4 separate regions of the Homo sapiens genome follow, and regions 2, 3 and 4 are each linked to region 1. A link is a contact called in ENCODE Hi-C or POLR2A ChIA-PET data. All regions are on one chromosome and are shown on one strand. Each heading gives the region's core, a stretch centred on a gene start or an enhancer-like site at or near the end of the contact. The rest is flanking DNA. Distances are from core to core; before and after follow the strand shown. Region 1 holds the start of ZNF467 (zinc finger protein 467). Region 2 holds the start of TMUB1 (transmembrane and ubiquitin like domain containing 1). Region 3 overlaps NOS3 (nitric oxide synthase 3). Region 4 holds the start of ABCB8 (ATP binding cassette subfamily B member 8).

Evidence for each region. Hi-C counts contacts between places; a loop is a spot of excess contacts on that map. ChIA-PET counts read pairs that join two places held with the same protein, here RNA polymerase II (POLR2A). Pooled maps may share reads with other maps.
Region 2: a map of B cell shows a loop between it and region 1 (12-fold over the local background). The contact joins the promoter of TMUB1 here to the promoter of ZNF467 in region 1. A Hi-C loop is called at or near these places in 2 of 168 maps with a recorded cell type or tissue (B cell and CD8-positive, alpha-beta T cell) and 11 of 50 pooled maps.
Region 3: a loop to region 1 is called in a pooled map, with 3 times the contacts of the local background. The contact joins the enhancer-like site here to the promoter of ZNF467 in region 1. A Hi-C loop is called at or near these places in 4 of 50 pooled maps. POLR2A ChIA-PET finds 5 or more read pairs at or near these places in 2 of 52 experiments (WTC11 and naive thymus-derived CD4-positive, alpha-beta T cell).
Region 4: a loop to region 1 is called in a map of B cell, with 12 times the contacts of the local background. The contact joins the promoter of ABCB8 here to the promoter of ZNF467 in region 1. A Hi-C loop is called at or near these places in 1 of 168 maps with a recorded cell type or tissue (B cell), 2 of 37 single-sample maps with no recorded cell type and 9 of 50 pooled maps. POLR2A ChIA-PET finds 5 or more read pairs at or near these places in 2 of 52 experiments (A673 and PC-9).

Annotation. Positions count from the first base shown.
Region 1 is chr7:149,772,301-149,775,280 of GRCh38, reverse strand. It overlaps ZNF467 (zinc finger protein 467), which reads left to right and starts at 1,693. Exons shown (of 5, transcript NM_207336.3): 1 at 1,693-2,173. RefSeq lists a silencer at 2,071-2,250.
Region 2 is chr7:151,082,084-151,084,901 of GRCh38, reverse strand. TMUB1 (transmembrane and ubiquitin like domain containing 1) reads left to right here and starts at 1,409. Exons shown (of 3, transcript NM_001136044.2): 1 at 1,409-1,468; 2 at 2,309-2,727. The coding sequence starts at 2,339. RefSeq lists a silencer at 1,256-1,645 and an enhancer at 2,786-2,818.
Region 3 is chr7:151,006,986-151,009,685 of GRCh38, reverse strand. It overlaps NOS3 (nitric oxide synthase 3), which reads right to left. Exons shown (of 27, transcript NM_000603.5): 16 at 2,681-2,700; 17 at 2,410-2,584; 18 at 624-756; 19 at 419-497; 20 at 101-288. Among named protein-coding and RNA genes, the nearest start is that of ATG9B, 16 kb to the left of the region's middle. RefSeq lists enhancers at 892-941, 1,869-2,449, 2,450-2,700. Within about 2 kb of position 1,450, at least 12 of the 41 ENCODE cell types and tissues checked have a DNase peak (open chromatin) inside an H3K27ac peak, as active enhancers do.
Region 4 is chr7:151,026,754-151,029,814 of GRCh38, reverse strand. ABCB8 (ATP binding cassette subfamily B member 8) reads right to left here and starts at 1,365. Exons shown (of 16, transcript NM_007188.5): 1 at 1,205-1,365. The coding sequence starts at 1,299. LOC124901777 (a long non-coding RNA gene) reads left to right here and starts at 1,557. Exons shown (of 3, transcript XR_007060593.1): 1 at 1,557-1,852; 2 at 2,803-3,008. RefSeq lists enhancers at 178-781, 1,033-1,342, 782-1,386, 1,992-2,596, 2,597-3,061.

The DNA of each region.
Region 1 (2,980 bases), core at 444-2,943:
TTCTTGCTGGGGATGATTATGTGTGGCTGGTTGGGCCCACCCTGTCTCCTTCTTCGAGGGTCTCCTAGAGTCTCTGGGGTCTAGAACTGGGGAGCCTATGCTGAGGAATGAGAGGACCCTCTGGAAGGAGTGGGCGGGGGAGCCAGCTCCCCCAGCCCTGGGGCAGAGCTAAGCCGGATGAAATAATCCGAGAATCCGGCTGGGAGGGGCAGTGACAGGCTCCACAGGGGAATCCGGGGTCCACCCTGGTCCCAGCAGAGCTCTGAGCACACCCGGACACCCGGGCTGGAATGCAGCCTGGCTCCGACTCCACACCCCTCGGTCTCCTAAACCTGATATCCCTCCGAGTATCCTGTAGAGTCATTCCACCTAGGGGAGGAAGGGGGCTGCTGTTAACCAGAGCTGGGCCGGGCTCTCCTTCTCCTGGGTTCACCATTGGTCCCAGGGCCAAAAAAGGGCCCAGAGTGAGTCTCTCAGGGGGTCACGGATGACTGGGATCAACTCCTGCTCTGGAGTCCTCAGAAAGAGCCACACGCACACCCAGACACCCCCCTTTCCTGTTTTACACACATGCACACTCTCACTGTAAGTCTCACAACACCGGCACAGGTGCTCGGCCACACCCCAGCACGCACAGTGACACATGCTACTCCAGGTGCTCCCTTCATCCTGGAGGCAGAGGAGCCTTCACAGCTGAGCCCGAGTGATGGGCGCTCTTCCAGGCACTCATCCTTGTGGTGGGCTGTGGTAGCAGGAGCTCAAGGGCCATTCACACCCTCCCCTTCCCAGCCTCACTCAGCTCTGGATTCAAACCGGGGCTGATCAGGCAGCACTGGGATTGGGAAGAGACCCGAGTTGCAGTCACCCTTTCCCGTAAAGGGGCAGAAGGGAGGAAGCTGGAACCCAGGGGTTTGGAGAAAGTTCATGGAGAGGAGACCGGGAACTAACAGTCCAGACTTCAGCATCTCCGGAGCTTTCAGGAGTGGGCGCAGCGGGAACAAGGCCAAGGAGAAACCTCGTAACCTGGGCAGGGAGGGCGAGTGGAGTCCCCTGAGGAGCTGGGGCTGAGGGCTGAGGGCTGAGGGCTGCCCTCCACATCTAACTCCAGGTGGTGTCCGGGCCAGCAGGCCCCCCAGCAATCGTCTCCCGCCCATAGAGCCCTCCCCTCTCTGCAGCCCCCTCCCAGACCCTCCCCCGGACCCCGCCCTCAGAATCTCCGCCCAGCCCCGTCCCAGCCTTGCCCCCTGGAGCTCCCGACCTGGCCCGGCCTTCTCCCAGGGGACCTGGCTTAAAGTCCTCTCCCCAGTTTCTACTTCGAAGGACCCGTTCTCGCAAGCACAGGGGCCCAGCCCTCTCTCCCGCCTGCCCCCACGGCTCCCGCGGCTGGTTTCGAATCGGGTCCTCGGGACTCCAGGCGAGGGGCTGCGGGTCTGGGTGGATCGGGGTGGAATCCGGGTGGAGAATGGGGGCGGGGCCGGAGTTTCCCAGACCGACCCCCCGGGCCGTCCTCCCGCGGGAGCGCGGCGCTGCACACCCGGCTGGCACCGGCGACTTAGAGACGGCAGCGCACGACTCGCTGGCTCCCCCCCGACACGGCCCCTCCTCGTTCCCCCAACTCCTCCCCGCCACCCCCCCACCCGTTCGCGCTCCACCTTTCCCCGGCTCCTCCCTCCGCGGCCGCGAGCACCCTCCCTTGGCACCCTTCCCCGCAGCCCGAGTGCCTGTCCTCCCCAGCCTCCTCGCCCTCCTCCACCCCCTCTCCCATCACCCTCCCCTCCCCTCCCCTCCCCTCCCCCGTCCTGAGCTCCCACTTCCACACCTACTCCAGGCTCGGAGCCTTAGGACCATCACCTGCCCACCTAAGCCCACGGTGCTCCCTCCTGGGACCCCACTCCTGAAACCCCCTGCCCCTGCCTCCCCCAGCCCGGTGCGCCGGGGCTCTCCGCCCGCTCCCTCGGTCCCTCCTCCCTTGCAGGCGCCGTTTCCCGGCTTCGACTCCCCGCGCGTCTATCCCTCTCCTCCCCGCGAAGTTTCGGGGCTGTCAGTCTGTCAGTCTTTCAGGCCGTCAGCACCCGAGCTGCAGGCGGCGAGCGCCATTGTGAGCAGAGCCGGCGGGGCAGGAGGCCCGGGCGCCTGGGTCCCCGCGGCGCGGGCGGAGCGGCCGGCCAGCCAGGTAAGGGCCGGGGAGGCTCCTCTGCAGGCGGCCCCGCCCGCGTCTCCCTCAGCGCCGCGGTTGGGTCACGGCCGGCTCCGCGCAGGTGACAGCCCCGGGGGTAGGGGCGCGGACGGCGGGCGTGGGGGAGGGGCGCGGGTCCGGGGAGGTCGGGGGCTGGGGGGAAGGGAGGGCAAGGCCGGCGCGGGCAGGGTGAGGGCTGTGGGGGTAGAGGAGACCGGGGGGGCTGGAGGGAAGGGCGGGGGCTGGGAGGGGGTCGGGCGGGAGGCAGGTGGGAAGGGGGACGACGGGCCCCGAGGGGAGGAGAGAGGGAGTGTGGGAGGGGGCCGAGGGGGAAGGGGAGGAAGAAGCGGGCGCTGGGGACCGGGCCACTCGGTAGGGGCGGGAGAGGAGGGCGCTGACAGGTGAGCCCCGGAGCTGGGGAGGGGGCCGGGACCTGGAATGAAGTCGGCGATCGGAGCTGCTTGGGAGGGCGGCGGGGCAGGGAGGTGGAGCTGAGGGTCCCGTCGGGAGGAAAACTTGGGAGGGGTGAGAAGTCCGAGGGGAGCAGAAATAGGGAGGGGGCGCCGCGGCGGAGAAGAGAGGCGCGGAGGGGTGTTCGGAGGGGAGACGGAGTGGGGAGGGCAGGGCCCGCGGGAAGGTCCCGAGAGAGCGGGTCAGCCCTAGACCCCCAGGCTTGGGGGCCGGAGGACCCGGGAGCTGGGAAGCAGCCTGGGAGGGGGGAGGGGAAGAGCGGTTCTGGGGACTGGGGACGGGGAGGGAAGCGAAGCTGGAGCCTGCTGGGGAGACAGAGGGGGAAGGGAGGCG
Region 2 (2,818 bases), core at 160-2,659, 1.3 Mb before region 1:
AATGCCTGGGATATAGTGTGTGTGTGTGTGTGTGTGTGTGTGTGTGTGTGTGTGTGTGTAATTTTTTTTGAGACGGAGTCTCACTCTGTCACCCAGGCTGGAGTGCAGTGACTCGATCTCAGCTCACTGCAACCTCCACCTCCCGCATTCAAATGATTCTCCTGCCTCAGCCTCCCGAGTAGCTGGGATTACAGGCGCCCGCCACCACGCCCAGCTAATTTTTGTATTTTTTTTTGTAGAGACAGGGTTTTACCATGTTGGCCAGGCTGGTCTCGAACTCAGTGATCCGCCTGCCTTGGCTCCCAAAGTGCCAGGATTACAGGCGTGAGCCACTGCGCCTGGCCATAGTACATCTTTTAAAAAATATGTTAGTAGAATAAATGAATGAACAGGAGGGATGGAACTAGAGGTAGGTTAGTTCTGTATGGTATCAATCTAGACTGACATTCCTAAGGCAATATTTGGGCCACTTGCTCCCACAGTAGGCAAGAACCATGGGAAGACTAGGATAGATTATTTTAAATCAAGACTGGCCTGTAAAAACCAGGATGTGAGATCTCTGTGGCTACAGGAGCCCAGAGGGAAAAATCCAGATATCCACAGGCCTGGGATTCAATGCCATCCACACAGTAACACACCAAAGACCCGACTCCTGAGACCAGGTTTGGGTGGAGGTGAGCGAATAGCTACTGTGTGACATGTACCTTAGTTTTTACACTTTTTAATAAAACATCTAATTTCTTCCTTATGATTGACTTACGAGGTGTGTTTTAGAGAGGAAGAAATTAATGTTCAGAGAGATTCAATAACCCACCCAAGGTCATATAGCTGAGAAGCACAAGATAAGGGATCAGGATTTCTGCCAGGTTCCAAGGTCTATGCTTCTTCCACAGCCCTGAAGGGGCTGTGGAGTCCCGAAGGTGGAGGAGGGGACCAAGGAAAGGGGCAGCCCTGAGGATGGGTATCCCTAGCCAGCCTGGTGGGGCAGCCCATGGATATTGGGCTCTGGGCTGAAGAATTAATTTTGGTGGCCAAAGTGCCTTCTGGCGTCCACTCTGACATAACAGTAGGGGCCACCTGAGTTCCTCAGAGCCTTCCACACTGCATCACGAACACGGGTACTCTGACGTGCTCCAGCTGACGTCGGTGTCTGGTGTGATAGATGCCCTGGCTGTTGGCAGGGGAGGGGGCGGACGCTGCTGCCGCCCAAACCTCTAGGGGGTAGCACAACCCCCAAAACCGCCCCCGCCAGCCCCTTCGCGATCTGCAGGCGCAGAGAACCGCGGGTGGAGCCCCACACGTGGGTCCGCAGGGCGGAGGGCGGGGACAGCGCGGCGCCGGACTACAAGTTCCACAATGCCCCGGGCCGCGGCGGCGGGGAAGGAGGGGTGCTTCAGGTGCCTGCGACCTCCGCGCCTCCCGCCCGGAAGTGCCCGAGGGGCCGCGATGGAGCTGGGGGAGCCGGGCGGTGAGTCCCCGCGCCGTGACCGCGCCCACCCCGCCGCCCAGGGCCCCGGTCGGGCCGGGATCGCCGTGCCCTCCTGCGGCTTCGGGGGGCGGGAAGGTGGGAGGGGTGATGAGAGGTGGGGGTGGGGAACGTGAAGTCTCGGATTCCGGGCGGGATCTGGGGTCAGGCAGCCCGGGGGGCTTGGAGAGACTTCCAGAGGAGGCGCGGAGTTAGTCCTCCGCGGAGTGGGGTTGAGGGGACCTGGAGGGGGCCGAGCTGGGTGGGTGGTGACGCTCGGTGGCTCCAGATTGCCCAGGGGCGGAGTTTGACGTTTGCTGTGGGGGAAGCCTGGGAAGCAGTCCTGTGCCGCGGGTGGGGTTTAGGTGAACCGTAACGCGGGGGGCGGGGGTGGGGGCACAGAGGCTCTACCCCCACCTCTTAGAAACTTTAGCAGCGGAGTAGATGAGCCTGGGGTGAAGTCGGTGAAGGAGTAGACACACTGGGGTGAAGTGGGCAGGAGAATAGATACGCTTGGGGGTGAAGTTTGGTTGGGGTGAAGTTTAGGAGAGGCGTTGCTTAGGCCCTTACCTTGGGATAGGGTTTGGGTGAGTTGGGAGCTGGTTGAAGACCTCGAGCTCAGATGACAGAAAGTTAGGACTTGGGATTCGGCGATGGGAAGGGGCACCCGGAGGCAAGTTTGGGGCGACTGGGAGGCAGAGAAGCCGGTACCCTGGGGTGGGTGAGGGGACGGAGGCTGAGGACGGTGGGAGCGTCGCGGTGGGGTGAGGGCAGGACCCTGTGGAGGTTCCAGGGCTCCTGGCCAGGGGGCCCGGGCCTCACGGGCTCTTTGTGCCTCTCCAGCTCGGTAGCGCGGCGGGCAAGGCAGGCGCCATGACCCTGATTGAAGGGGTGGGTGATGAGGTGACCGTCCTTTTCTCGGTGCTTGCCTGCCTTCTGGTGCTGGCCCTTGCCTGGGTCTCAACGCACACCGCTGAGGGCGGGGACCCACTGCCCCAGCCGTCAGGGACCCCAACGCCATCCCAGCCCAGCGCAGCCATGGCAGCTACCGACAGCATGAGAGGGGAGGCCCCAGGGGCAGAGACCCCCAGCCTGAGACACAGAGGTCAAGCTGCACAGCCAGAGCCCAGCACGGGGTTCACAGCAACACCGCCAGCCCCGGACTCCCCGCAGGAGCCCCTCGTGCTACGGCTGAAATTCCTCAATGATTCAGAGCAGGTGGCCAGGGCCTGGCCCCACGACACCATTGGCTCCTTGAAAAGGTAAGTAGGTCAAGAGGCAGGAGCAATGCTAAAGACAGGGGTTGGGAGAGTGGTCGCAGAAGGCCCCCAGAGACACCTAAGACCCAGCCCT
Region 3 (2,700 bases), core at 201-2,700, 1.2 Mb before region 1:
CACCCCCTGGGTCGGGTCCTGAGCTCCTGGAGGCCTGGGGCCGGGGGTGGGGCTGGGCATGGGGCTGGTGTGCCCTGTTGCTTCCCAGGCTGCCCCTCACCAGGGCTGCCCTTCTCCAGCTGCTCTACTGCCACGGGCTCAGTGGGCGCCGGCGGGTCCTCCACGCGGCTCAGCAGCGCCTCCACAAGGCCGGGCCGGTTGGGCGGGCAGACACCTATGTGGTCCCCCGGCTGGTACTGCAGCCCCTCCTGGCCTCCGGTGTCCAGGCGCACCAGGATGGTGGCCCTCCTGGGGGTGGGGAGAGGGGCACTTATGGGGAGTCAGAGAGGGGTGGGGGCGGGAGAATGTGGGAGGAGGAGGGTCCAGGGTCAGGGTGTTCAGGACAGGGGTGGGGGGGCGGTAAAGCCGTCGTCCTCACGTGGACTTGCTGCTTTGCAGGTTTTCCACTGAGCGGATTGTAGCCTGGAACATCTTCCGCCTGTGCACGTGGATCAGACCTGGGGGCGGGGAGGGGCAAATGAGGCAGCCTGAGCTAGGGAGCAGGGCCTGGCCCCAGAGTGCTTTAGTCCCGGGGTGTGGGGGCCTCAGAGAACCAGCCGGGTTAGGGTGAGGGCAGGGCCCACCTGGCAGCAACTGCAGGCCCTCGGCCTGGGCGCTCAGCCGGTACCTCTGGCGCTTCCAGCTCCGTTTGGGGCTGAAGATGTCTCGGGCGGCGGCCTTGGCATCCTCTCCCACACAGAAGGTCTCACAGGCGGCCTGCGGGACAGGCCGGTGAGGGCTGAGGACCTCCCGCCACCAGGGGTCGCCCTAGTGAGGCGCCTGGGCGGCTTCACTGCGTCTTGCTCCTGGGGGGTTGGCAGCCCCAGTGGCTGAGGCCGGCGCCAAGGACAGCACCTTTTCCGCCAGCCCATTTCATGGATTGGCCGCTGGGCCCAGGGACCCGGCTGGCTCTTTCTCTGCACGTCCTGATTGGTGCATCGTTCCTTATCTGGTGCGTGTTAATCCCGTGATCCGAGAAGCATAGTGCTTGGCACACGGTAGCTCTGTGAAGGCGTCTGTGTGTTCAGACCTGCATTCAAATTCCGAATCCCGTACTTACAGTGACATGCCTCAGTTTCCCCATCTTTACACCTCATTGTGTTCTGGTGAAGATTAAATGAGATACTTTATGTAAAGCCCTTAGCTTTCCACAAAGTGCGTGCAGATAGTAAGTGCTCCTGGGAAGGGACGCACAATTCGGGCGGCAGAGGGGACCCCACGGGGCAGATCCCTGGGAGGGTGTGGATCCCGTCTACTCCTGGTCAGGCACACAGCTGGAAAACTGCTGGGCCAGTCCCAGGCTTGAAATGCAGGGCTCACCCGTGATTGGCTGAGCCTCATATCACCAAGTCCCGTTAATCTTTCTTTTGTGGTGCGTGTGAAGTCTTATATCTCTTCCTTCCTTCCTCGGCCCCTCCCTCCCTTCCTTCCTATCTCCACTGCTGCTGCTCTGCTTAGCTCAGCCTTCCTGCTTCTGGTTCGGTGATGCTGTAATGGATCCTACGCCTCTAAAGTCCTATTCCCAAAACCTGATGATGTGGTCTCATCCCGCTGCAATGGCTCTTTTTGTTTAAATTCTTTAAGTCTTATTTTCCGTTCCCTTCTTCCCAATCAGGGCCTATGTGTTTCTGCAGCCTGACCTCCCCGTCCCTGAGGTAGCCCCCACTCCCTCTCCTCCTAGGATGCCCTCCTCCTCCAATCAAGGCAAATCTGCTGAGCTCCAGCCTGGGCCCCGGGACAGCAGCACTGCCCTGAACAGTGTGGCACTGGGGAGACCGAGCCCTTGTCAACTGCAGACATGATCCCCAGACAGGCAGCACTGCCCCTGAGGAAGCCCAGGCTTAAAAAGCCACAGCCCCCAGGGATCCACCTCTCCCTGTGCTTGCTTGCCCGGCCCGGGACCAGTTCTGCGGTGCAGGCACCGCCCCAGGCTGTCTGGCCTCTGGCTTCCTGTGGCTTCTGTGCTGGCCTCAGCTTCAGCCCTTGCCTCTGTCTGACCTTCTCTCTGTCCCTTCCTTCTCCCTCCATCCTGCCCATCCTGGGTGGGGTCCCCTGCCCTGCCCTGCACCCCCTCCCTTTGTGCGCCCACTTGTGAGGCCCAGCCTGTGCCTGGCTGAAGCTCCCTCCTGCCAGGGCCCTGCCTGCTCTCTTTCGGCTGCACTTCTGCCTGGGCTAGGCACCCCTGTGGTCGGCAGGGCCATGTCATCCTCTGCCCCTGACCCAGAAGAGCTGGCTATGCCATGGAGAGATGAGGGTGGATTTTGGAAGGAACAGGAAGGGACCAAAGAACCAAACAGAATCAGGGCAGAGTGAGGCAGGAGGAGGCATCCCAGGGGGCAGGAGTCAGAGCAGGGGCTGGGCTGGGCTCACCTGGAAGGCAGCCTGGGCCCAGCCTCGGAAGGCCTCCTCCTGGCCGCACAGCTCGTCGCCCTGGCCCAGCTGCAGCAGCCGCTCCCCGCCCAGTTCCTCCAGCCGTGTGTCCACGGCACGAGCAAAGGCGCAGAAGTGGGGGTATGCCCGGGAGCCGAGCCCGAACACACAGAACCTGGGGTGCAGGGGTCGTCAGTGGAGCTCCCTTTGCAGGCCACGTTTGCCCAGGCAGCTTGCCCACCCGTTGCACCCCTCTTGGTGAGGCCCTGACCTGAGGGTGCCCAGGGCCCC
Region 4 (3,061 bases), core at 116-2,615, 1.3 Mb before region 1:
GAAAGGATGGCCAGGTGAGGTGGCTCATGCCTGTAATCCCAGCACTTTGGGAGGCCGAGGCAGGCAGATCACCCGAGGTCAGGAGTTGAAGACCAGTCTGCCCACCAATATGATGAAACCCCGTCTCTACTAAAAATACAAACATTAGCCGGGTGTGGTGCACATCTGTAATCCCAGCTACTTGGGTGGCTGAAGCATGAGAATTGCTTGAACCCAGGAGGCAGAGGTTGCAGTCAGTCGAGACCATGCCACTGCACTCCAGCCTGGGTGACAGAGCGAGACTCTGTCTCAAAAAAAAAAAAAAAAGAAAAGAAAAGAAAAGAAAAGAAAAGAAAAAAAAAGGAATCAGTCCCTTCTCATAAAGCATTTACATTCGAGTTGTAGTTTCAGGGTCCTTGTTTGTTTCCCATCTGTCTGTCTGTCTGTCTCTCTCTCTCGACCAACCTGTGTAGAGTGTTTTGCGAAAAACACACATGTACAAGTTACTAGATTGACTCTTTTTTTTTTTTTTCTGAGGCAGAGTCTCACTCTATCACCCGGGCTGGAGTGCAGTGGCCATGATCTCAGCTCACTGCAACCTCCGCCTCCCGGGTTGAAGCGATTCTCCTGCCCCAGCCTTCCAAGTAGTTGGAATTACAGGCGCGTGCCACCAATCACGGCAAATTTTTGTATTTTTTAGTAGAGACGAGGTTTTGCCATGTTGGCCAGGCTGGTCTCGAACTCCTGGCCTTCCAAAGTGCTGGGATTACAGGAGCGAGCCACCGCGCCCGGCCTATTAGATTGGCTCTTTATCCCTGCTGAACATCTCTAGTTCTTCTTCGACTCACTTTGAATCCTGGAAGCACCACTACATTAAATGTCTCTTCATACTAATAAGAATTTTCGTCCAAATCGCGCAATCACCTCCAGGGCCAGGAAAGGGGACCCCCGGTCGGGAGTGCGGACTGGGCGTGGTCACTGACCCCGAGCGTCCCCTCCTTCTGGCTGACACGCGGCTGCAGACGCAGGAGCCTCCTGCTGGCGACTGGAGTGTCACTATAAATAATTGAGGCCAACACCCGCGGAGTGACATTCCACCCCGGTAGGCCTGGCCTACAGCTCCCAGCAAGCCTCGCGCAAGCTCGTGGACTCCATCTCCCGGCGGGCCGGCACTGCCCTGCCGGGCGGTCAATGGCCCGCTCTGAGTAGGTTTTTCCGTTTTTACCTGACAGCTGAGAATGTCTGGAAGCGGAGGGGCGGTAGCAGCCTGCCTGGGAATGGGCCACCCCGAATCCCGACCCGAAATAAATGCACCAGCATGCTGACGCGGTAAAACAGGAGCCGCCGGCAATAGCAGTTTCACCCTCATCCCACTGAGGGCTCTATGTTGGCTCCCGCCCCCATCCCGACAACCCCCTCGCGCCTTGGCGGTGATTGGTGAAAAGACACATCAATCTCACTTCAAGCTGTGATTGGAGGATATGTTGTCAGCCCCCTCCTTTTGGAACTGTGATTGGAGGGAATCGCCTATCCGCCCGCCCCCTGCTCTGGGCGGAGCCGAGCAGGAAGTGGGCCTGGCTTTTGCCAGGTGCTCCTGTGGGCTCCGGGTGACGTCCAAAGGGTGTGGCCCGACTGGCCCTCCAAGCTATGGAGTATCCATAGTAACGCGTCAGCCGCCGACCTCGGGCCATTTTCCCAAGGCTCCAGGATCTCTAGATGTCCCGTCGTCTCAAGGGCGTGTAGAACGCGGGTTTTGGGGGAGGAATGAACAAAAATCGACTGGGAGTTTTTTCAAAACACGTACATATGCCCTGCCACCCACCCCGCTCTCCTAGGTGCGTCAGAACTGCTGGGACATCTGTCACGTGAAGGGGTGGGTTGCCCCTCCACACCTGTGGGCGTTTCTCATTAGGTGGAAGGAGAGACTTGGAAAAGAAAGAGACAGAGAGACAAAGTATAGAGAAAGAAAAATGGGCCCAGGAGACCGGAGTTCAGTTTACGGAAGATCCACGCCGGCACCAGCCTCTGAGTTCCCTTAGTATTTATTGATCATTATCGGGTATGGCAGGATAATAGGATAATAGTGGAGAGAAGGTCAGAAGGTAAACACGTGAACAAACGTCTCTGCATCGTAAACAAGGTAAAAAAAAAAATGCTGTGCTTTTGATGTGCATACACATAAACATCACAATGCCTTAAGAAGCAGTATTGCTGCCAGCCTGTCCCACCTCCAGCCCTAAGGCGGTTTTCCCCTATCTCAGTAGAGATAGGCTTTACACCGAGACATTTCCATTGCCCAGGGACGAGCAGGAGACAGAAGCCTTTCTTTTATCTCAACTGCAAAGAGGCATTCCTTCCTCTTTTACTAATCCTCCTCAGTACAGACCCTTTATGGGTGTCGGGCTGGGGGACGGTCAGGTCTTTCCCTTCCCACGAGGCCATATTTCATCACATGGGGAGAAACCTTGGACAATACCTAGCTTTCCTAGGCAGAGGTCCCTGCAGCCTTCCTCAGTGTTTTGTGTCTGGGTACTTGAGATTAGGGAGTGGTTTGAGATTAGGGAGTGGTGATGACTCTTAAGAAGCATGCTGCCTTCAAGAATTTGTTTAACAAAGCACACCGTGCACAGCCCTTAATCCATTTAACCCTGAGTTGACACAGCACATGTTTCAGGGAGCACAGGGTTGGGGGTAGGGTTACAGATCAACAGCATCTCAAGGCAGAAGAATTTTTCTTAGTACAGAACAAAATGGAGTCTCCTATGTCTACTTCTTTCTACACAGACACAGGAACAATCTGATCTCTCTTTCTTTTCCCCACAGTCACGTGTACTTGGGGAAGAACTCCCCCGGTGATTCTGACACTCTTGCCCTACGCCTCAGCCATTGAGAACTATTGGTATGGAGGGCCTGTAATTTATCAAGGCGCGGCCTCAGATCTGTCTGCCTCGCAGATACCTTCCTCACCCGGGTCAGAATGACTTGCCTCAGGCTCCTGCCAAAGAGTTTGCACCACTCGTTTCTTCCCTGTAATTACTTGTTTGCGTATTTGTCTCCCCACTGGGCTGCAGCTTCTTGGGTA